Linked DNA regions of Homo sapiens: all the other regions are linked to region 1. The links are chromatin loops, found by intact Hi-C in ENCODE. Cell type or tissue: heart left ventricle. All regions are shown on one strand.

The links. Peaks named below come from ENCODE experiments on the same cell type or tissue, not always from the same donor. Only the 100,000 strongest peaks of a DNase experiment are listed, where the experiment ranks them.
Region 2: it touches region 1 in a loop (2.0-fold over the local background); 33 of 110 quality-filtered maps call a loop at or near these places.
Region 3: it touches region 1 in a loop (2.5-fold over the local background); 50 of 110 quality-filtered maps call a loop at or near these places.

The regions. Positions count from the first base shown.
Region 1 is chr14:54,568,761-54,576,760 of GRCh38, reverse strand. The region is part of intron 2 of SAMD4A (sterile alpha motif domain containing 4A); the gene reads right to left. Among named protein-coding and RNA genes, the nearest start is that of SAMD4A, 5.6 kb to the right of the region's middle. In heart left ventricle, a CTCF peak has its summit at 4,253 (motif pointing left); a DNase peak (open chromatin) is centred at 7,240; H3K4me3 peaks cover 2,299 bases; H3K27ac peaks cover 1,414 bases.
Region 2 is chr14:54,624,134-54,632,133 of GRCh38, reverse strand. The region is part of intron 2 of SAMD4A (sterile alpha motif domain containing 4A); the gene reads right to left. It overlaps LOC112268133 (a long non-coding RNA gene), which reads right to left. Exons shown (of 2, transcript XR_002957606.2): 2 at 1-8,000. Among named protein-coding and RNA genes, the nearest start is that of SAMD4A-AS1, 60 kb to the left of the region's middle. In heart left ventricle, no CTCF peak of the experiment used is centred here; a DNase peak (open chromatin) is centred at 3,837; H3K4me3 peaks cover 1,259 bases; H3K27ac peaks cover 2,403 bases.
Region 3 is chr14:54,636,893-54,644,892 of GRCh38, reverse strand. The region is part of intron 2 of SAMD4A (sterile alpha motif domain containing 4A); the gene reads right to left. It overlaps LOC112268133 (a long non-coding RNA gene), which reads right to left. Exons shown (of 2, transcript XR_002957606.2): 2 at 1-8,000. Among named protein-coding and RNA genes, the nearest start is that of SAMD4A-AS1, 47 kb to the left of the region's middle. In heart left ventricle, a CTCF peak has its summit at 1,709 (motif pointing right); a DNase peak (open chromatin) is centred at 4,215.

The DNA of each region.
Region 1 (8,000 bases):
CATTAATTCATCAGGAAATAAGAGGTTTTGTCAAAGGCTATGCTGAAACTTAGATATGGGATTCCCTGTGATCTGCCTGGAACACAGAAGTCTCTCAGCAAATGCTATCTCCCCCCTTTCCCACTGCCCCATCAGATAGGAAATGGCATTAGTTCTCCACGGTCCATCCTCCCACTCACAGCAAAACCATGCTGGTTCCTATTTCTTCATCCATACGCTCATAGATCATGTTTTAAATATTCTTCTGGTATCTTGCACAGGCCCAATATTAACCTCTCAGATGCCTACAATGTGCAAAACCTGGTTTCTCCCTCCTTTTTCCTTTTTCAAACGGAGACAAGTTTATTTATCTTGAGGCACATGGAGTGGTTCTGAAGTCAGACAGTTTGTTTCTCCCATTCATTTACCACTCTTCAAAATTTCAAAACTGGTTCAGCATTGACATTTTACTCATGCATTTTAACTGTGTTTAAATCACATGTTTGGTGCACATACACAGATAGAAATGTATACAATGAAAGTCAATGTTGTGTATGTATTTATGCTGCACACACAGACGCTTGGATTCTATGACAGATCAGGATAAACTGCTTCAGAAATTCCAGTGACTGCACTTTATGGGAGTGCTCTGGGGAAGTAGGGGGAAGAGAACTCTCCCATCCAGTCTCTGGAATGAACATTCCTGCTCTTTCCAGCTCAACTTTACAGCCCATAGCATCAGCAAAAAAAAAAAAAAAAAAAAAAAAAAAAAAAAAAAAAGAAAGAAAGAAAGAAATCTTTCCTGGAGCCTCATTTTCCATAAGACACTGATCGCTAGAGTGCCTGGAAATTTCAGCATATTCAAAAAGCTCGGGGAAATTCTCCGGCCTTCTTCAAACCCAAACTCAGTGCAGGCTGTGAGAGGTAGTTCAAAGAGCCGGTGAGAGAATTATTGCTGAGAGCAGTATATAAAATGCTCAAATAATTTAATGAGTGACCACACTACCAAACTAAAAAGCGTCAGTATTTCAGTGCTTACATGCGTAAGTAAAACTTGAAAAGATTTTTAAGTCAATAATTCCATCATATGAAACACACCTGCACTACTAGCATACTCTCTGACTAAAGCAATCCATGGGGATTTTCCAGGGCAAAGTGACCTCAAAGTGCCTGTAGACACTTAGCATGCACTTTTGTACATTACTACTTAAGACTGACTACAGTGTCCACCTTGTCCTGTCTGTCTCCTCCCCCTGCCTTCCAAAGAGGTCCCACCGCCAGAGCTAAGAAAGATTTGCTTTGCTCTGCATGTGAAGCCAACAGAAAACTGTAGAGAGACTCAGAAAATGACCTTCCTCATATCAGCAAGTTCAGTGGGCAAAAGATAAGTGGTCCCCATCTTATTATAGGAAACCACCTGGGCCAGTTTAAAACCCAGCCCTAAGCAAGGGCTCTAACAGGTTACTGCCATTTGATAGGGGTTGAGACAGGAGAAAGAGCATCGGACTGAGGAGAGTCAGATTCTGATCCCAGATCTGCTGGCCATAGCTTTGTCGACCAATGTCTTTTCTCAGAGCCTGAGAAAGACCACTGCCCTTGGTCACAGATTTCCAAACTGCTCTCCTAGGACACTTAGGTTTGGGGAGTAGGGGGTTGGGGGGACATTCACTTCCCATAAACCTTCATCTAAGTTCTCACTTGCAAACAAAAATCTTCTGACACATAGCCGTAAAACTTGAAAGCTACTGCACCAAATTGCCTCTTTCCTTTCTAACAGTCTCTTTCATTTCTGCACCTTTCATTTCTAACAGTCTACCCTCAAAGTATGGTCCGCAGATACGCAGCATCAACATCACCTGGGAGCCTACTACAATCCCAGGAGTTCAGCTCCACCTCCCCAGGCCTCTTCAATCAGAGTTTTCAGGTTTTCAGTACAAGATTCCAAAGTGATCTGCGTGCAACTAAATTTTGAGAACTGGTCTACGACACTTTATCTTTTCCTCTAACTGTTTCAGATGTTATTGCTCAACGCTAGTTAGAGTCAAAGCATCCTACAAAAATATCCTACTAGGAGGAGCCAAGAGAACTATTACTAAGTCTTACAATGTTATGCATACTTAAGCGGGATGAAAATACTAGGTGACCAGATGTTCCATTTTCGTATCTTTAAATATACTGGAAATCATAGAGTGTTGGGATTGATTCTCCACTCACCAAGCAATCACTTATGACGGTGAATATCCCTCATGCTCTCCTCTCTCTACCCTATTCACATTCATCCTTCAAAGGCCCAGGAAGCCTGCCCCTTCCATGGCACATGCACAGAGTTCCCTGCATGTGTGGTTTTCTTGATGAAACTGGCATTTGAGGTACTACAACAGCAAGAATCTCATAAGCCCTAAAAGCACTTATTTCATGTGACACAGTCAAGTTTACTTCTTCCATTCAGCTTCTCAGACTGCCCAATCCACGCTGTTCTCTCCTTTCACTCAATTTCAGTTTTGTTCTCTAATCAGAACCACAGCACTTAGCAACTGTGTATGATCGAATTATGACATATTTTCTTATGTTTGTTTCAGCTCTGCAACTCGAGTGTAAGCTACTTGAGAGGAGTAATGTGTATTTCAGCTTTTGACAGGGCCCTGGGCTCTCTGCTGGGGTATTTGGTAAATTTATATGTGCCAAGGAACTCAGTCCCACTTTCTTACCAAATACACTTTGTCAGGTACCATTACAATGGCACTGTATTATCTACTGTGTAAAAGAAACCACTGAATCATTTGATTGCTTTTTCCTAGTAAACTAAGACAAGAAAGCTGTTTTAAAATGTTGATATGTGGAATGGGAACAAAACAATAGAATGAGCTTCCGGGTTCCAGGGAATCCCATGTTCCTACATAAAAGCAGGCAGGTACTCTGAATTCCAAGCTGGCTCTTGGGATGTAGGCAGCAGAGCAAGGCCCAAGCCTCGACTCTAGGCCCCTGTTCTAAAAGTTCTGCTTTCTTTGGGAAAATCCTGCCTCAGGCAGCTTCAATGGAAGCAAAAATAGCTCAGAAGAGATGTCTGCTTCTGCATCTTAATCTATGTGAATTGGATGAGCTCAGTGAGGCCTTGGAAGGAATGATCAGGAGAGATGAAAAGGAAGGAACATACTAAAATCTCAAAGTAGTGATTGTATATTTTAAAAAGGAAAAGAAAAGATTTCTACGAGCACCATACCTTTCCTAGCAAATGAGTTACACAAAGCACTTCACCCACAGATGAAAACCTCCAAATTTCTCCTTGGGTCAAGGAGAAGCAATATTTTCCCTCTTCTCTGGTGTTGTCAATTCTCTCTAGAATTAGACTTCTGTAGGACTGTCTGGGAAGTTTTCAGTTACTTTCAGCCCTTCAACCCTCATCTTGTGTCCTCGTTTGTTTATTTAAACAAAAACAAGTCAATTTGACTGTTGTGAAGTTTCTCTGCCTTTTACTTGCTTTGATGGGGCCTGTTTATAGCATATACTCAATTGTTGAAGGCCGTGAGTGCCCAGGCGATACAACCAAACCCAAATTATTCACAACAAAGAGTACAAATATATGTGACCTGCTACAACTTACAAGCAGCAGTAAACTGCAGGGTCATCCCAGACTGACCCAAAGAAAATTACAAAACCCTAAGTGAAAAGTGCTTCATATATAAAGCCCCTAAATATTTCATTCAGCAAAATGATTTCTTCTTTTCACATTCACCAACTGAAGGAAAAAGTGTTGATAAGTTATTTGGGAAAACTGGGTCAGGGCTGCATATTTTTAGGAGACAGAGTGAAAAAACAAAGCTAAAACATAGAAGGTGGGTCCCAGTAGACTTATATCTTTTTAGGGTTCCAAGTCATCCTCAATCTCTTCTTCATAATCCTTTAAATGAAAAGATTTCTGATCATTTAGAAAAATATTATTCATATCAATTCTATATTAATTAAAGGCAAATTTAAACCTGAGGGATAGAATAGATCCTTGCTGGATCATTAACAAGTAACTTCCGGACAATAACAAGGTTTTATAATCATCATTTCTCAGATAAGAAAACTGAGGCTTAGAAATTATTTAACTAGCCCAGGCTGATTTAAAAATCTGTACTCTAAAAATCTTCTACAACTTATGCCCTCCTATGACTATAAATAGATGGGCACCTGGAGAATACTTTTTTCTCTATTTCCATCCTTCCTTCTCCTGCATATGCCAATGCGGACAGCAACCAAGCTGCCCTTAGAAGATAATGCCACCATGTGGCCAAAATGGAAACTGTCTGAACTAAACTGGCTCTTCCACTCATGCCTCTCAGAGGATCATGCATGTAGGCCCATACATTAAAGGGGATAACACTATCTTCTGCATGGGAGATACCTTCTTGACCCCTCTTTACAATCTTTTTATATTAAAATATTGAACCAACTCCTATTCGCCCCTCAGGACTCAGCTCAAATGTATCTCCTCCTCAGGGAAGTCTTCCCTGATTCCCCAGGCAATAAGTGGCTAGGTTCACAATGCTCCCAGTAGGCCTCTCCTCATACTTTTTATCCCCATATCTATGCTTCAACACCTATGATATTATATTAGTCATTTACCCCACACTAAGAGTATCTATCTGTACTAGGCACTGGACTAGAGTTAAGTTACCTTTACATTTCCATTGCATAACACTGGGTCAGGAAAATAGCAGGCAGTCAGAAAATGTTTGTGGAATGAATAAATGAATGAAAAAACTACAAACAAGATCTTATCCATATCATCAGGAAAACCTCTTCTGCTGCTTTCTTTTTATGCCATTTGTAACCTTAAAAAGTAACGCAGGGTGGAGGATGGCATACTTGTACTACAGAAACCAAAACCATAAAAATCATGGAACCAACATACCCACCCTCTAATGACAGCAAGTTTACACAAATATGGGGTGAGGGTGACAGCCCCTCATCCCATTCTAAATATGTTACCTCCAATACACTATGGATTATCAATTTTTTTAAAAAAGTTAGAATTGTGTCTAGAATAAGAGTAATTACATTCTGAGAGAGAGTCTTCAAGCTCCACAATTATTTTTTTGTCTCAAACATCACCATTTTGGATACCCTTTTCTCTTGTATTTAACTATAAGTATAGGAATTTATTGTCATTTACTTACCACAAACATACACAAATAGTGTATATTTTGTGGGTTACGTTTTTGTGGATTAACTTATAAATCTCTATGAAAAATATATTTCAAGTCCAAGTGACAAAAGCCATAAATAAACAATGCCACAAAGTCTATTTTTCTTTTGGAAACTTCAGGTAAAGTCAGTGGGTTGCATTTTTGCTACTTGTAGGTATCAAATGACCTGCTAGTCCTGGAACTGAGACTGGCCAGAAGTCTCAATGTTCAACTGGAGCAGTAGCTGAAGAGACTTATCTAAGGTTATAAGGATCCTGGGAACAAGACTGTACTAGAGAACTGATCATGACCATATCTGTTAAAAGAAAAACACATACAAATAAATCCATAGGGACTGATTCAATCATTTCTTGGAATCTCCAATGACCATGAGCCTGAGGCAAAGGATGAACCAGTGAATCACTAGATTCTCAATAAATTTAAGAGAATGAAAGCACCAAATTACATCCCACAAATCTCAAATAAATCATGTTTAATGCGCAGGATATCTCACTATTTAAAATCAGTCCTGCATAAAACGAGAGATATATTCATACTATTACTAGTAATTTTTTTTTATTATACTGAGATCGAGTCCCATATATGAATTTGGTTCCCATTTACCAAGTTTTAAAATCTCTAAACACTAGACAAAATGTGAGGGTTTTTTAAATTGATGATTACAAAATAAAGTGATACAAGATGACTTCGGTACAGGAAATCTCAGCAATCCAATGAATGAGTCATTCTGCACAGCCTAGTTTTCTGAATTGGTAAGAGCCTTACACATCAAAACAGCTCAGAGGTTAATTATTCTGGGTGTAAACATTTCCAAAGTATATTGAACATTTCCTTCTCTTCTTAAAGAGTGTATCTAAAAATGTATTATTTCCATAGTTCACCGTTAACAACAGTAAATAGCAATTATTTGTTTATGTTATTATAGAGTGGTGCCTACAAGGTCAATTGAGGGTTCCCACCCTAATATTCCCAAGCCTTCAAAGTTTCTGCCCCAATTCTTGTCTAAAGTTACAGTTTTTCTGTCTCTTTCCAAGTTGTCAGGCTGTCAGGGGTCACTTTTTACTACTGATTACAGCAGTCCCTCACCCCATTCTAAATGTGTTACCCCCAATACACTACGGATTATTTGTCAAATTTTTTAAATGTTAGGATTGTGTCTAGAATAAGAGCAAGTACATTCTGAGAGAGGGCCTGAAATATTCTCTTGGACTTTCATGCTATCTACTCTGGTTGCGAAGTGGACTTTTTGCCCCCTTCCTGGTTCTTGGCTAGTTTCCGGATATGCAGAGAGCCACACTACAGACTCAGGTATGCTATGACAACTCCTGATGCTCTTTATGATCCCCACACTCCGAAAGTAAACCAAATCATCACATGACCTCCTAAGAAATTTCTGTCCTGGCCACACAACAAAACAACTGCAAAGATTTCCATGCAGGCAAAACGTCTAGGCGAAGGATTAATCCAGAAACTGGAGACCAGTTCCTATCTTACACAATGGTTCTATATTTTGTATATCTACATCATTTAGCAGCATGAACAGGTGGGTATCTTATACAAATAAGTATGGCCAAACATGTCTTAAGGGAAAAAAAATGCCAAGTGACTTCAAAAAATTCACAGTTCAATTTTTTAAATTATGAGATTTTTAAAATTAGGCCACCTTATTTTAACATTTAACTGTTTTACTTACTAACCTGGTGGCTGCTCTATTGGGAAAAGTCATCTCCATTACTCAAAGGGAAAAAGTGCTGCTCCAACATTTGAATAACCTAAAGATGAGTTTGAACAGTCCCTACCAGCACTGAAATCAAGCATTCAACCTAAATGACTCTGCGTAAATCCTCTGCAATCTATAAAATGCAAAAGTTTATATAACCTTGTTTGTCAAACCTGAGAAAGTAAAACCGAGCAGGTAAACCAGGCTTCCCGCTGAAATTAAGGAAGGAAGCAAAGAGGGTGGATCATCAGTTACCCAATTATGCTTCCACACCCCAGTGAAGGAGGCTGGCCCTCCAGCTATTTATAAACGTGGAGCTCAACCAAAGGGGGCCCTGTCATCGCCACCCCAGTGAGTCCTGGTGTGAGCTGGGAGGCTCGGGCTCAATGGAATCTCCCTCAATGTGGCCCTCCATACTTGGCCATGCAGGATCTTTCGGGTGCAGTCCTGTCTGGTCAGGAAAAGAACTGTGAAGATTTCCAGCGGTCACTTCCACCCTATGATTCTATATATGGAAGCATCCCATTCTAGTGTTTTCACCATCGTGCACACCATACTAGGGAGGAGGAATGAGTAGGCCGGCTCGCTTCTTGCTGCTCTGAAGGCACACTCACTTTAGTGTCTCCCAGGCCCCACTGCCCTGGACTGGACCTTGTCATCAAATGGCAGCCCAGACCTCTGCTGAGCTTTGCAGGCTCGCAGCTCCAACATGGAACAGCTGGAAGAGGACCCTGCATTCTTTTCTCTGCATAAACACTGGGGACTCTGTTCACCCTCCTGCAGCAGCATGAACTAAAGAATTTCCCCCTATCCAAAATCACAACCATCAGACTTTCCCCCCATCCCCCAGCCTCCTCCTACCCTCCAGGATATAATTTCAGTCTGTCACCACCCACGCTAGCAAATAGGAAACTGCTGGACCTTTCGACTATATTCACTTTCCATACTAGTTGAGGTGTCTGTAAATACTAGCAGGGTAATATGAAACGATTCTGTTCTATTCAGTAAAGTTTCCTAACGAAAAGCATTAAGTAACCCACTTCATGCCTGTCCTTTCTCCAAGACCCTTTTTTTCTACAAGATCCGTATCAATATGGATAATGTCACGA
Region 2 (8,000 bases), 55 kb before region 1:
TTGTAGTGGGGCTGTGGTAGTGTGGGGAAGGCAATGCATGTTTATTGTACTAGCTTTGTAAGCTCACTAGACCCCACTAGAATGTAAGCTCCAGGAGGGCAGGGACTCTGTGTGTACAGTTCAGTGCCATACCCCCAGCATTTAGCACCCTACCTGGTGTATAGTAACTCTGAATGAATGAACGGTAGTGCCCAAAAATCTAGGGGTGAGACAGAGAGTAAAACTGTAGGAACTTTCTTTACCAAAAATGCACAAAAATTGTTAATACTTTAGACCAACACTTAAGTTTCTTAGTATAAAGAAGCTATGTATGTCCCAAGGGATTTCACTTAGGCTTATACAGGGTCAGAAAAATGCTGATAGTGGGCAAGAAGCAGTGAGGTTATGAAAGAAAAAGAAAACAGCTCAAGCCTTAAAAAGCAGGAGAGATTTAGAGAAGCTACATGGACATGTACAAAGTTTCAGTTATTATTTAAGTAATTTGGGATTATAAAAATTATTATTGATTCAGTAAAAGGAAAACTCCTTCTTTGAGGCCACATCATTCTAAGGGAAACATCTGCCCTAGAAATGACCACCTGGAGCCCTCCAAAGTTGCTTTGTCTTGTTATACCTTCACATGAAAAGGAATGAGCTCAATAACAGACTTGAGCCACAAAACCTATAGGAAAATGAAGACCCTGAGAATGTTCTTCATCTTCAAACTAATTAGCAGAGGCAGAGGAGGACAGCATCATTTGTTAGTGCTGTGTGATTGTTAGTTTTATGTGTCAACTTTACTGAGCTATGAGGTGCCCAGATATTTGGCCATATGTTATTCTGAACGTTTTTATATGGGTGTTTTGGGATGAGATTAACATTTATATCAGTGGCCTGAGTAAAGCAGGGTGCCATCCATAATGTGGGTGGGCCTTACCCAATCAGCTGAAGGCCTGAACAGAACAGAAAGGCTGATCCTCCCTTGAGTAAGGGAGAATTCCTCCTGCTTGGCTGCCCTTGAACTGGGACATTAGCCTTTTCCTGCTTTGGACTCAAATGGAAACATCAGCTTTTCCCATGTTTTGAGCCCATCAGCCCTTGGACTGGAACTACACCATCAGCTCTCCTGGACCTCCAGCCTGCTGGCTCTGCCTGCAGCTCTTGTCAGCCTTCATACACATGTGAGCCGATTTCTCATCACACACACACACACACACACACACACACACACACACACACACACACATATAAAATACAAGATTTATTATATGTGTAATAAATATAGCTATGTAATTATAAATATGTAGTTACATTATATTTATTATAAAATATACACATATATGCATACACACATCCTATTGGCTCTTTTTCTCTGGAGAACCCTGACTAATACATGTTGCTTCCTCTGTTAGAAAACTCACCATAGTGAAATACCCCTTGATACAACCTATCACTAGAAGCCTGATAATGAGAATACAATATCCCCATGACCACCACCACCAAAGCATTCTCAGCTGGTGCAGAGAGAAACAACAGCTTAAAAGCTAAAGACTCATACGTATATCTGATAAGGGGTTAATACTCAGAATATATAAAGAACTCCTACAATGCAACAACAAAATACAATCTGATTTTAAAAATTGGGAAAGGACCTGAATGAACATTTCTCCAAAGAAGATATACAAATGGCTAATAAGCACATGGGACGATGGCCAACATCACCCATCATTCGGGAAATGCAAATTAAAACCACAATGCAATATCATCTCATATTCATTGGGATGGCTACTATTAAAAAACAAGACAGAAAATAACAAGGGTTGGCAAGGATATGGAGAAATTGGAACCCTTGTGCATTGCTAGTGGGAATGTAAAATGATGCAGCTGCTATGGAAAACAGTATGGCAGTTCCTCAAAATATTAAAAATAGAATCACCATATGATCCAGCAATTCCACTTCTCGATATATACCCAAAATAATTGAAAGTAGGATTTCAAAGAGATCTTTGTAAACCCCTGTTCATAGCAGCATTATTCACAATAGCCAAAGGGTGGAAGCAACCCAAGTGTCCACTGATAGATGAGTGGGTAAACAAAATGACATATATACATACAATGGAATATTATTCAACCTCCAAAAGGAAGAAGATTCTGACACATGCTACAACATGATGATGCTTGAGGACATTATGCTAATGAAATAAACCAGACACAAAGGGATAAGTCCTGTATGATTCCACTTATATGAGGTATCTAGAAGAGTCAAATTCATACAGACAGAAAATAGAACAGTGGGTGCCAGGGGAAGGAAGTAATGGGGCGTGATTGTTTAATATACACACACAGTTTCATTTTTGCAAGATTAAAAGAGTTCTAAAGATGGATGGTGGTAATGGCTGCATAACAATGTGAATGCACTTCATACCACTGAACTGTACACTTAAAAATGGCCAAGTTGATAAACTGTATTTTACCGCAATTGAAAAAAAAATTTTTAAGCCAAATACTTAGAGATCTCCAGAATATACCAGTAAGCTTTAAAGAAAAAAAAGAATAGCAGAAAATGAATATAATATAGGTTCATTATATAAAAACTAACATAAATATACATGCATAGAAAGGAGATAAACTGTCATTAGCAGTTACCAATAAGATGGGAAGGGACAGATAAAACGAAATATTCATGTATCACTCTGTATGCCATACTGGGGCTTACTGATTGAATCTGGTACAATAAAAACATATTTGTATTAGCTTCCTAGGATGACTGTAAAATACCACAAACTGGGTAACTTAAAACAACAGAAATTTATTCTCACAGTTCTGAAAACAAATCAGGTTGTCTGAAATCAAGATGTGTCAGCAGGGCCATGCTCTCCCTGAGACACTAAGTAGAATCTGTCGTTGCCTCTTCCAAGCTTCTGGTGGTGGCCGTCAATCCTGGGCATTGCTTGGCTTGCAGCTGCCTCACTCTAATCTCTGCCTCTGTGATTATTAATACCTGGTGCTCTTCCTGTGTGTCTCTCTTCATATGGCATTGTCGGCTTCTTATAGGGATACCCAGTCACATTGGATTAGGGCCCACCATCACGTCATAACTTCATTTTAACTTGTCTACATCTGCAAAGACCCTATTTCCAAAGAAGGTCACATTCATAACTACTGGAGGTTAGAACTTTGACATTCTGGGGGAGGCAGGACACAATTCAACCTGTAACAATATTTGTGTTTAAAAAAAAACCAAAACTACAGTTAAGGTTCCTTGAACACCCTATTTATGAGCCCATACAGATCCATTAGAGACAATACTATGAGAATGAAGAACCTGGATTAAGGAGCCACACTGTAGAGGTTCAAATCCCAGCTCAGCCACTTACAAGCTACATAACTTTGAGGCAGTTCATTAACTTCCCAGTGCCTCAGTTTCCTTATCTGTAAAATAGCAGCACATAGGTCAAACGGTTGTTAGGAGGATTAAATGAGTTATCAAGTACTTAGTACAATGCCTGGTACACACTAAGTACTCAATCAACATGAGCAATTGTTGATATGATTATCACCATTTTCAGCATCCCAAAGACTCCCCTAGGAAGCATTCTTGGGGACAGAGCATGCTTTATTTTTATAGCACCTACTGAAGGCCTATTTCCATAGCTGCTTCCCCAATAGTCTCATGCTTGACTTTCAGAGCATCAGCAATTTCATCTGATGCAGAGTTATACTGCTGCAGTAAATATTCTTCATCCATGCCATTATTCAATTCCCTTCCTTGGTGCAGACCCCTCTGTGACATGGCAGTGATGCTCATGAAGGCCGGCGGAGTCTCCAAGCAGCACCACCTAGACCGTCCGGGCAAAGCGCCTGTCACTTCACATGCAGCCCCAGGAAGGGACACAGAGCAGTCTTCGGCCTCAGTCCTCCCACCTTCTGTGATCAGGGCCCTATATTTGGATTTTGATCTCGGCCTGACTTGCTGCTAAATCTGTAACCAGTTACTCTTACAGGGTTGTGGGGGAGGAGTCATGTTGCTATGGCAATCCAACAACTCTGGGAGAAGGAGAGGAGAGGAAATGGAATTTCAAGGCCCGAGACCACCAAGACTCAGAAATACCCATTTCTGCGTGTGTGCCACAGAAATGAATCTTGATATGCTAAAATAAACAGACCTCTCTTCTCTTTTTCCCAAATTTCCAACCATTGACAAAAATAAAAGCCTGCTTATACAAGAACTCTATTCACATGTCATTTCCTAACAGGACAGAAACTAAAACTCACACTTCATTCAGCAAGTCAGGAAGTCAGCTGATTTCCTTTAAAACCCTCTCTGCATGAAACGAGCAATTGTCTAGTCTGGATTTTATACATAATATTACTTTTTGACCTGCAGTTTACAAATAAACTAACAGAGAGACACAGATAAAGCTTCGGCTTTCTCATCTCCCACTGGTTTAAAGGAGCAGGAGGAGGGCAAGGAAGGATGTAAAAAACTGCCTGGTAACCGAAAGACCTCATCTTCAACAATGACTTCTACCCTGCCCAGGCAGTAACAGCCGCTGACAAAAAGCTGAGCTGACTTGTTAGGGTCTCACACCACTGTTTTCCTGTCCACATTCTGGTAGAGCTTCTAAGGAATCTATCTGAAAGGCAAATCAGAGTCAAACACATACACAAACACAAATCAGGGATTAAGACTGTCTGTGTGCTAGATATTCAGGAGCTAGATCATCTAATGAATGGGCTAAAGAACGTTCTGGTAGGCTAGTCCAGGACAGGATCAGCCACGGAGCAGCAAATGTAACGGACAAGCTGCGTCTTTGAAAAACTACTCTGGTTAACCTTAGGACTCACATCTTAGGGGAGTTGTATGACAAAATTTCTTTAAAAAAAAAGTCAGAAGCACCCCTCAATCTGATTCTCTTTACTTTCTGTCCTTTTTACCTCTTTTTCCAAGACAGTTTTTCTGAGCTTGAGCTAGGGTAGGGTAAGTACTGAAGGAAAATTTAATTCCAGAGTCTGGGGGTTGGATGTAAAAAGGTAATGAGTTAGTTGAGTTATAGTTATGTAATTTTTCCGAATTTTTAAGGAAATAGCAATTGCTTAGAATTACAGAATAAGATTATATGGATGAACAGGTCAGAGAAATAAGATGTAATTGGGAGAAAAACCCTGAAGCAAGAGTCAGAAGACTCCAGTCCTTGGCTTGGCTCTCCCACTTACCCAGTCAAATAATCACGGACAAACTATTTAACTTCCCTGAACTTCTGTTTCTTCAGCTCTAAAATGGGTATAATAATGCCTGCCCTGACTTCAATTATGAGATCAAATGAAGTCACATATGTGCAAGTCTTCTGTAAACTATTAAGAACTTTTCAGTGAATGTATTGCTATTCTACCAGAATCCAGATGTGTTGAACAGAGAATTGCTGTTCTCCTGCTTGTATATCCCTCAGCCTCCATAGGAATTCCTTATATCTAGTAGGAAAAACAAACGCAACTGGAAACAAACATGTCCTAACTAAATATGCATATAGGAGGGGTTTTTAGTACAAGTTTCCAAAAGCAGGTTTAAGGGAGACCCGTTCGACTTGGAAAGTCAAAGTTGGCCATCACCTAGCAATCAGCAACGTATCCACAAGGTACCGAACACCTGTGGGCAAAGCCACTCTCCCTTCCTGAATGGCACCTTTATAATGAGAACACTCACTGTTGTGCAAGAGATAAGAAGTTTTAGTTCATAAAATTCTAGTTGGTAGCATGCCATGTCAATTAGCTTCTTACTCCATGTTCACAGCATTATCACTAAATTAGAACTAATTACCATCTCAATTGACAATTTAGAAGCCATTAAAATATAGATTAGCCTGAAAGAAATACAGTATCCTGTGGAAAGTGAAATTCTGATGGAGAAGAGATAAAGTCTAACATCTAACATTTACTGTGGTAATGACCCTGTAACTGGTGCTAAAACAGGATGTTAATTAAACTAGAGCCACTATTTTTCCTGACCTCCTGGAAGCTAGAGTCTAAAAAAAAACAAGATGTCTCTTTCTGTCCCTCATGCATGCACATGTGCGCACTCGCGCGCGCGCGCGCGCACACACACACACACACACACACACACACACACACACACACACACCTAGCAGTAGAGCTGCTATTCTGTAAGTATGTCCCACAGTCAACACCAAGCCTCGGTCAGGAGCTAAACACAGACTTTGCTTAGCATGCTTCGGAAACAACTAAAAGTTTGAAGCAGAAGTCAAGAGATACCAAATTAGAGCGGGACAATTTAAAGGTACAATGCATGGGGGAAATGAAGTAGGGAAGAAAATAGGCAAAGTCAAGTAAGAGTGACCATTAGTCATGAGCTGAACATGCCCCGTGAGCAAAGCTGCACAAGGTGAGTTCAAAATTTTGATTAAAAAATTTATTATAAAGCTCTTTTCCTTAGGTACTTTCTAAGTACTTTACATTTCAAACCAGCAGCTGCTTAACTATGTGGCCCTTTCTCTGAGAAACTTGCAAATATGGGGACACATTTTTAAAGAGGTATGGAGGGATTTAACATTACATTTTGTAAACATCACCTGGTGATCTGAAGAATCACAGTTTGTCAATAAACAAGCCCCACCTGGGTTCACAAACAAATCAAAATGGCTTTGCCAGGTTCTGGAAGGAAACTTATTCTTGCTATTTTCACTGCTGAACTTTCGGGCAGCTCATCTCAGAATGACAATGTTTACATTCCATTCCCTACAACCTCACACCCTGGTGCAGGGAAGACTAATGACAGAATGTCACGAAGCAGAAATGCAGAAACATAGGAGTAATTGCGCAGCAAGTCAGAGAGCTTTCGATCTGAATGCACGCAACAGCAGGAAAGCCCATTACTCCAACTGCTGAAATTATGTCTCACTGGAGTGAAGTCTACAGAAATATTTATAGAATTAGCAAAATACTATCATTGGCAGTTTTGGGGATTGCCTAATCTCCTGAAAACCTTTTATGGGCTGTGGGGAAAGAGCTGGGGGGAGGGGGACATAGGAAGCCATCCACCAGAAAAATGGTTAGGTGTTAAAAAAAAGAAATGATAACTTTGCCATAGTAGCACAGTGTTAAAGAAAGCATGGGAAACCAAATTCAGGTCATAAATTCATCCTGAAGCACACACTGACTGACTATTGCTGTCATTCCAGATATGTATTTCAAAGACTTCTATTAGTGACAAAATCCCTACATTTGCAAAGCATCCTGAAAGGTTGTATTTATTTTTCTGATACTTAAAAACAACAACAACAACAAAAACTGTATATCCGTGCTGTATCCTTTCTGATTTAGTTATTTATGGCCACTTACCTCCAAACAACAAAAAAAAAAATCTCTTCTCCCCAGGTTGCCCTTTATATTACAAAGTAATTATGGTGCTCACCAACTGAATTTAGTAATTGAGGATAATTGTATAGCCATATAAGTAAAACTATTTGCTTTCTTGCCAATTTGGTCAGTTTTCAGTCTATTAACAATCACAAGCAACTCAGAGAGGAGACAGCATTTACTTTTGAATCTCAACTACATGCTTTTTACCAAACTTCAGTCAGCACATCATTTGTGCTCAGTTAAATTGGTTGTTGCTGAAATTCCCCGCTAGCATTGAAATAGCTGTCAGGGCAGGTAGTCTTCGAAAGTTCTTAGATCTGCACTGTTTGGGCTCCTTGGCTCAGTCAGGGTTTGTGTAATAAGGGTCAATGGAGGTGGTTCCGAAAGAGAAATATACAGAGCCCTTCCGTGATGTCTGATGCCTTCTTTTTCTTTCCCACATCGCACACTGGCATGTAAGTTATCACGTGACCGGAGAGGGCATAATAGAAATTAAATAAGAGTGGGCCGGGCGCGGTGGCTTGCGCCTGTAATCCCAGCACTTTGGGAGGCCAAGGTGGGTGGATCACAAGGTCAGGAATTCGAGACCAGCCTGGCCAACATGGTGAAACCCTGTCTCTACTAAAAATACAAAAATTAGACGG
Region 3 (8,000 bases), 68 kb before region 1:
GAGGCCCAGAGAGATTAAGAGATTTTCCCACACCATCCAATTTACTGATACTGAAGGCAAGACTTGCCCTCAGTCCTTTGACTTCTCAATTTATGCTTTTTAAAAAAATCATATCATGTTGCCTGTCACATGTCCTGCAACACCACTCATGTGTTTAAGATCTGAATCATACTAACTTACTACAGGTTTTACAAAAACATAACTCCATTAGAATTAAAGCTGAACACTAGAATTAAACCCTTCCCTTACCGAGGGCCATGCAGAGGTTCCACACAGAGGCAGTGATGGAAGGGTCTTGGACTTGGGACTTTCTACCTGAATCTGACTCCTCTAATTACTGTGTGACTAATTGCATGTAGCCTCTTTATGTCTTCTTTTCTCACCTGCACTGTGGCGATTAAAAACATCTACCTACTTACTAGTGTTGTGAAGGTGAAATGAACGAATTTCTGTCAAGTACATAGCCAGGTGCCTGGTACGTAACAAGTGCCCAATAATAGTTAGCTATTACCCGTCAACATTTAAATTAATAAACTAGGTGCAATTTAGAACCTAATTTCTATTTTAAATCTATTAGAAGTATGGTATTTAACCCCCAAATTTGATTAGAAGTGCCCATCTTTGAGAAGATTTGCATTTACCACAAGTTAGTAACCTTAGACAAGATACACCTCTCTGTCCCATTCTCCTTAGCAGTAAGGGCTGAGATGCTCAGATTCAAGAAATGTGTGTGAAAATGCTGGAAAATGGCAAAGTTTCCTAAACAAAAGGTAGACTTTGTTTTTAGCTTACCCTGAATCACAGCCGGTAGTCAAGAGAGGCCTTCCCAGTGGTTTGCCCTGAAACTTCCAGATCACCCAAATGACCTTTGACTGCTTCTCCCAGCTGTCCGCAATAAGCATTTGTTCTACCGAGTCCCTCCTGGACCTACAGTCTTCCCCGCCCAGTGTGAAGCCCTTCTCTCCCACCTGCCCTACATTAGAGCCCCTCTTTTCTTCTTTCTTTGGTGGAAAGGCGTCTGTTCTCCAGGCTGAAAGCACACAAAAAAAACCTGTGACTAATTTCTTTTCAAATCTGGAGGCAGTCTTCCACTATTCTCTTCAGTCAGGGAGAAGTAAGTCAAATCCCTGTGACTTCCTTAACAAAAACATTCTTTGAAGGCACAAACAGAATAAGCAATAACTGACAATTTAAACATACCTAGAATACTTTACCACACATTTTTCTTGAGTGTCTTATAACACCGCAAAACTTCAAAGAGCATACCGACTCTTGCCTACCGGCTGAAAGGGAAATATCTAGGTCCACTGTTGAGGCATTTCCAGGATATTTAAAAATGTTTACTGGAACTGATAACAACCACCTATTGACAGTGGGCTGCTGAGGATCTCCGGGCCTAGGAGACCTCCTAGCTCAAGGCTGGTACTTCCATAAAAGGACTGACATTTGCCAATGTCTGGTTTAGTGACAAAGTCAAAAGAACAGCTTTGGATTTTTGAAACCTAAGCATCAAAGATGGGAGGTATGCATTTGCTTTCACCAACAACTGGGTGGAGGAGAAGCTTCACAGGCAGTTTGTTTGTATTGAGTTAGGCTCATCATGAGGCTACTCAGTGAGCTCCATATCGGGGAAGACCATTTGGAAAGGTGTATGCTTTTCTGTCCCCCTTAGAGTTCTTTTTCAAACCTAGATGTTTTAAAGAGAAGTGAATTGAGTAAACAGCAGATGGCGTGCTTGAAGCCAGGTTCTAACTCCCTGGCCCTTGCCTGTTGTCTTAAAGACTTTCCCCCTCCTGCCTTGTTGATTCAACTCTTTATTCTTATTGAGTATCTGCTTTTCTATCCAAATATTAGAGGAAGCAAAGACGGAGCTGAATCAGCAAGTTGCCTTGAGACCTTTGGGGAAAGGGAGGTTGTTTCCCTCACAGTCCAGGGCTTTCCAAGCACCATTACCCCACATATTGGGCTCACTGCTGAGCTCTCTGTCATCCAGAGGTTCTGGTGAACCAGTGACACTGTGTAACGCAGCTCTCAGTGTTTATGAATGTTCACAGGCTGATCACACCATGTTCACGCATGCAGGGTCTGCAGGTTGGGTTACAGCAGACTCGCTTCCTCTTGACTAAGAACGCTTTTCTCTTCGTCCGACTCTCCATCCCTTCTGCTTCTCCCAGTCCCCTCAACCTGATACCAGGAAGCTGGATCATCCACTCAACGGGATCTTTCATTCCTGTTATCTCAGTGATGAACACAGTACCAGGCACATAGCTGGTACTGAATGAATCTCCACAAATCAGTACATGAATGGATAGATGAACTCAGTGCCCATTGCTATCCAAACCACATTGAAAGGCAAGGATTTGCCTGGAGATTTGAGGGCAGAGTCAGGGACAAGAAGTTACAGGGAAGGATGAATTCAAAAGAATTCTATGGAGAGCCGATGCCAGACCAACTTGAGAGCAGCAGTTTATGTCGGGTTTGTAACACCAGCTTCCACTTTTGTGTCTCCTCTACCCACCACCAATTCCCAGAGTATACACTGTAACTCTTCATTGAACAAAGTCCCCTTCAGTCAACAAAGTAGTCTGTGCTCCCCTAGGACTACTTTCCCAGCCTAGAGAAAGCCTCCTCCACATTATCATGACCTTAGTCCCCTGCCCTTAGTGAGATGCCAGGAAAGAAATCCAGTAAATCAGTTCAAGCCATCATGCTGATACATGACTAGACATAAGCATCTTAGTGAGAGACTTAGAACTAATATCTACCTTCCAAGAACTTAAAACTTACTGACTTCTGGCCAGGTGTAGTGGCTCACGCCTGTAATCCCAGCACTTTGGGAGGCCGAGACGGGTGGATCACTTGAGGTCAGGAGTTCAAGACCAGCCTGGCCAACATGGTGAAACCCTTTCTCTACTAAAAATACAAAAATTAGCTGGGCGTGGTGGTGTGCACCTGTAATCCCAACTACTCAGGAGGCTAAGGTAGGAGAATTGCTTGAACCCAGGAGGAGGAGGTTGCAGTGACCCAAGATTGCACCACTGTACTCAAGCCTGGGTGACAGAGCGAGACTCTATCTCAAAAAACAACAACAACAACAATAAACTTACTGACTTCTTGATAAAAGCCTGTGTAGAAAATTAAAGGTCACTGATTCTCCACAGAAAAATTGTTCCACATAGAAAAAAACTATACTGGACTTGGAGTCAGAAGACTTGAGTGTGAATATTGGGTTTGCCTCTTAATGGTGGGTTGTCTTAAGCAAAATATGTACTCTCTGGGTCTGCAATGCTATCATATGTAAAATGCTCCATGTCTCATATGCCACTATGTGGACTAAATGCAACAAGATTTTTAATACTGCTTTGTAAACTTTAATGTAGTGAACGCACGAGTGTAGTGAAGCAGTAAAGAAAAAAAGAGACAAAGAGACTATTCTTTGAGAATCTAGAATTAAGATAGGACAGGAAATTGGCATCACATTAAATGAGTTTCAAATAAGACTAGGTTGTGATCTGTAGGGCTAAACATATACTCATAGCACCAAAAGTACAGGTGGTCCCTGCTTATAGACCCAGAGTATGCCTAGAGATGTTGGTGATGAAGAAGAAACTGATGATAATGCCTTTACTGATAACTATGTATCTGGCATTAATCTGAGCACTTTATATGTATTATCTTGTTTTACCTGACAATAGCCCTGAGAGGTGTGTAATACCATTATCCCCATTTTACAGATGAGAAAACAAGTTAAAGCCTAGAGAGTTCAAGTCATCATTAAGTGGAATTCCCTCTGAGTGCACAGTTTTCAACAGACTGCTGAATGAGAGGATAAAGGCATTAAGGAGGAACAGCCGAGCTTTTATTGAGCAGGACTGAAAGGGTGAATTGGAGAGAGGTGAAGCTCAAGAGCAGGAGGTGGAATGAAGTTACAGACACTGAGAAGAAACCTGTGAACTCCTAGTGTGAAAGACCAAAAGGAAACTCTTGATAATGGAAGACAAGATGCAGCCTGTGTGTAAGGGGAAGGCCAGTAGGAAGCAGGGAGAATGTAATTGTTGGGAAATCAGTGGAGATATACCATAGCATTCTCTCTCCCCACGGCCTGCCCAGTGCACCAGGCACACTAATCAGCAATGTTCTCATTCTCGGAGGCAGGACCTGCTGCTGTGACAATTGAGGGCTGGGGTGAGGGCATGCTGATGAAGCTGCTGCCATCCCCAAAGCCTCGTGCCACCTCCGAGCATTCAGCGCCATTCCCGTGAGCAGTGACAGGAAGAAGCAGCTAAAGCTAGCTGTTACCACCAGACTGCTAATGAAAACCAGAAAGTCTGCAAACAAAACTGCCGGCTTCTCCAGAATCGAACCAGAATAGCATAAATTTGGAAAAGGAGCCCTTTCCACTCAGCACAGGTTTCCCCCGCAGTGAGTCCCATCAACCAAAATGAGATCTATAAATCCTGACAATGTCTCTGCGACTCTGCATTTTTCTTCTTCTAAATCAATAAATAATTGATTCTGTGTCAATAGGGACCTCTTATATCCCAAACACAGATAAGAGATTTTAGAGATAAGCTACAGATCTTTACAGTTATGAAACGGATTTACAAACCCAGAGTAAAACATAAAAATCTCATAGCACGAAACTTCCAGGTACTGTTGAGAGAGAGACACGAGGGCGCTGGGAGATGAAGGAAGAGGGAAAACCATTTCTGGGGAAAGAGTAAAGGCCTGGTTGTAGGTTTGGTTTTGTTTCTTCGGGGGAGGGCCAACAGAAGCTACTCTTCCCTGACTTGCTTGGAGTAACAGACTTGCAGATGGTGATTTGAGGGTACACTGCAAACAAAATCCCAAGGCTATTTTTTTTTTTATCAAACATAGATATTTTGGTTTAATTAGCCAATTCAAGCAGACATTTTGGCCAGACATAGCCTATTGAAAATAAGCAGAATTACAAGAATTTGGCATTTTAAAAAGGAGTAGTTTGTCAATGGCAGAATGTTAGACTGCTTCTTTACATCCTTGTCTATGAGCCAGACATAGCAGAACTAGTAACAGTGGTGTGTACGTGTGTGTGTGTGTGTGTGTGTGTGTTTCAAGCAATGCTGACTTGACATTCAGAACATCTGCTCGAGGTAGGCAAGTAGCAGGCATCCCTAGCATCCAGGAGAAATGACAGTACAGTGCTATGAGCTGCCATGTTTGAAATCCCAAAGCAAAGGAGAAACACCTTAAAACCCCAGGGCTGAACATGGGATGAAGACTCCACATAAAAGTGCTGACAGATTCCGAAGGGAGGCAAAGGGAAGTACTGCCCGCCGTAACAGGCCACCTGGGCTGCCAGTGCTGCATGTGGCCCAGCTGCTCGTGGCTGTGAGGAGTGGCCCCCACTTGTGAGGCTGGTTGCCTTCCTCCTCCCTCCTTTGCCCCCCTCACGCCAACCCTGCTGCCTTAGTTGAGAGAGAACTCTGGGTTAGATGAGAGCAAGGCATTTTAGACAAGGGTGTGAGACACATGCAAGAAACAGAGACGCTGAGAAACTTCACCAGGCTCAGCCACCATGTTTCTTACATCTCCATGACTGCAGGCTAGAGGAGATTGTAACAACAGCAGCAGCAGCAACAATAACAGCTGCCGGTTATTTCGTGCCCCCACGCAACAGGCACTGTGCTCAGAACTTTACATATAATATTTTATGGATTCTGACATAACTCTGTGATGCAGGTTATTTTCCCCACAATAGAGATGAAGAAATAGAAGCTTGGAGGGATTAAAGTAATTTGCTGGGGTCAATAAGTACCAAATGGCATGGTCCATGGATCTGCTAAACCATGTCCTTTCTCTCTAGCATGCCAACCTTGCTCAGGCATCTAGTGAGACAAATGAGTTTCTGTGCCCTAAGGTTAATAAACCTAAACTTGGTCAGATTTCAAAAAAATAATAAATGCCAAGAAGCAAAACCAACCTGTTTAATTTAGGCAGTAAACTCTCTTCAACAACACCATTTAAAATAGCACTAACTGCCGAATGTCCACTCTCTTAGAACATCGGTATACATTGAATTCAGGTAATAAAATGAACTTTTCAATTTCTAGCTAGGCCAGAAATTATTGTAAATAGTTTCCATGATGAGATAAATTAGTCTGGGTATTACATTATAACTCAGAGTATACTCTTCCCTGAAACAACATGATAAACGACTGGCTTAATCTCCTAGAGAAATGTCTCTTGTTGTTCAAAAAATAGCAACAGAAACGGTTTTACTTATAGACAAATCTTGTTCCTTGTTGATTCTTGTTTTTAAACCGAGGACTTATAGAGGAAGATGCTTTTAAATCAGGGAATTTAACAAACAGCCTCTGATAATTTATCATAACTTCTCTTTTTCTTTCATGTTTATTTTGTTTAAGATGACAATATCCATAATGCTAAAAGTTTACTATATCCATCACTATTCACCCTCAGAATGCCAATATTCTAGAATTCCTTTGCTCTGGCTCAAGGAAATATTAATGCACGCAGGGATTTGTATAGGATTGACAGAGCCAACTCAGCATGACAAATGGGGGAAATTCCATGCGCAACGTTTATGGGAAACATCAGGTTAGTATGCTGCTAAGACCAGCTGCTCCGTGTGCTGCGGCTCCCCCGTGCAGTCCCCCATGAATCATGCAGACACACAGTTGCCCTAAGCCTGTGGCATCTACTGTGTGACTTGCTTAAGCAAAGACAAGACTTTTCTTTTGCCCCTGGAGAGTAAGGACTCCATATGCTGTGCCATAATCTCCTTGTAGCAAAAATAGCCATAGAGATTTCTATCACTTCCAGGAAGGAAGGATGTACAGGATGGTGACCATTTGGCAAAAAGCTGGCAAGGTTGGGACTCTGTGCAATAACTGACTCACTTTGATGCTGGAGACCTTCCTGATATACAAGAGCAATGTGTTAGCAGAGAGGCTATGGAGTCTGTGCACACGTTGTTTATTGGTGTATGAGGCTTTCTTAATAAAAATTTCACGAATTCAAGAGATCCTGAGTGGCACATGAAACAAAGGAGAAATAAATTTCATCAACTGGGGATTCCAAAAGGCCATTTAGGACTGATTTAATGTAACTAGTATCAAAATAGGGTCAGAGGTACATCACTGTGTCACTTACAAAGCTACCTTCCACCCCTGCTCATTCCTCTCTGTCTTGTGAGGCCAGAACTGATGGAAGAAGATGCTTTCCTTTTCTTCTGGGGCTGCTGTTGGCAAGCTCTGTGTCCACGAGGCTCTTTCTCACTATTCCCTGTGCTGACACATGGTGCGGACTCCCAGGTCTCTTCTCCAGGTGGAAAGAGGTCGGACTCTTCTTGCTTGGCCTCTCAGATGCTTTGGACACTTTCTCCTTCTTAACACTCCTTCTTCACCTGGCTTCTAGAGCTCCACCCTCTCCTGGCTTTCTGCCAACCTCACTGGCATCTCCTTCTCATCTCTTCTGCTAATTCCTACTCTTCTTCTTGCCTCTTTTTTTTTTTTTTTTTTTTTTGAGATGGAGTTTCGCTCTTGTTGCCCAGGCTGGAGTGCAATGACGCAGTCTCAGCTCACTGAAACCTCCACCTCCCGGGTTCAAGCAATCCTCCTGCGACAGCCACCCAAGTAGCTGGGATTACAGGTGTCCGCCACCATGCCCAACTAACTTTTGTATTTTTAGTAGAGACGAGGTTTCATCATGTTGGCCAGGCTGGTCTCGAACTCCTGACCTCAGGTGATCCACCCACCTCTGCTTCCCAAAGTGCTGGGATTACAGGCGTGAGCTACCAGGCCTGGCCTCTTCTTGCCTCTTAATGTTGAAATGACTCAGTTCTTAGTCTGTGGTCTCCTCTTTATTTACCGTCACTCCCCTGGTGAGCTCATGCAGTTCCATGCCATATAGTTGGTATTTAAAGTAAACTCCCAAATGTATATCTCGCCCCCTTGATCGGTCTCTTTTAAATTCCAGACTTATATATCCAACCGCCT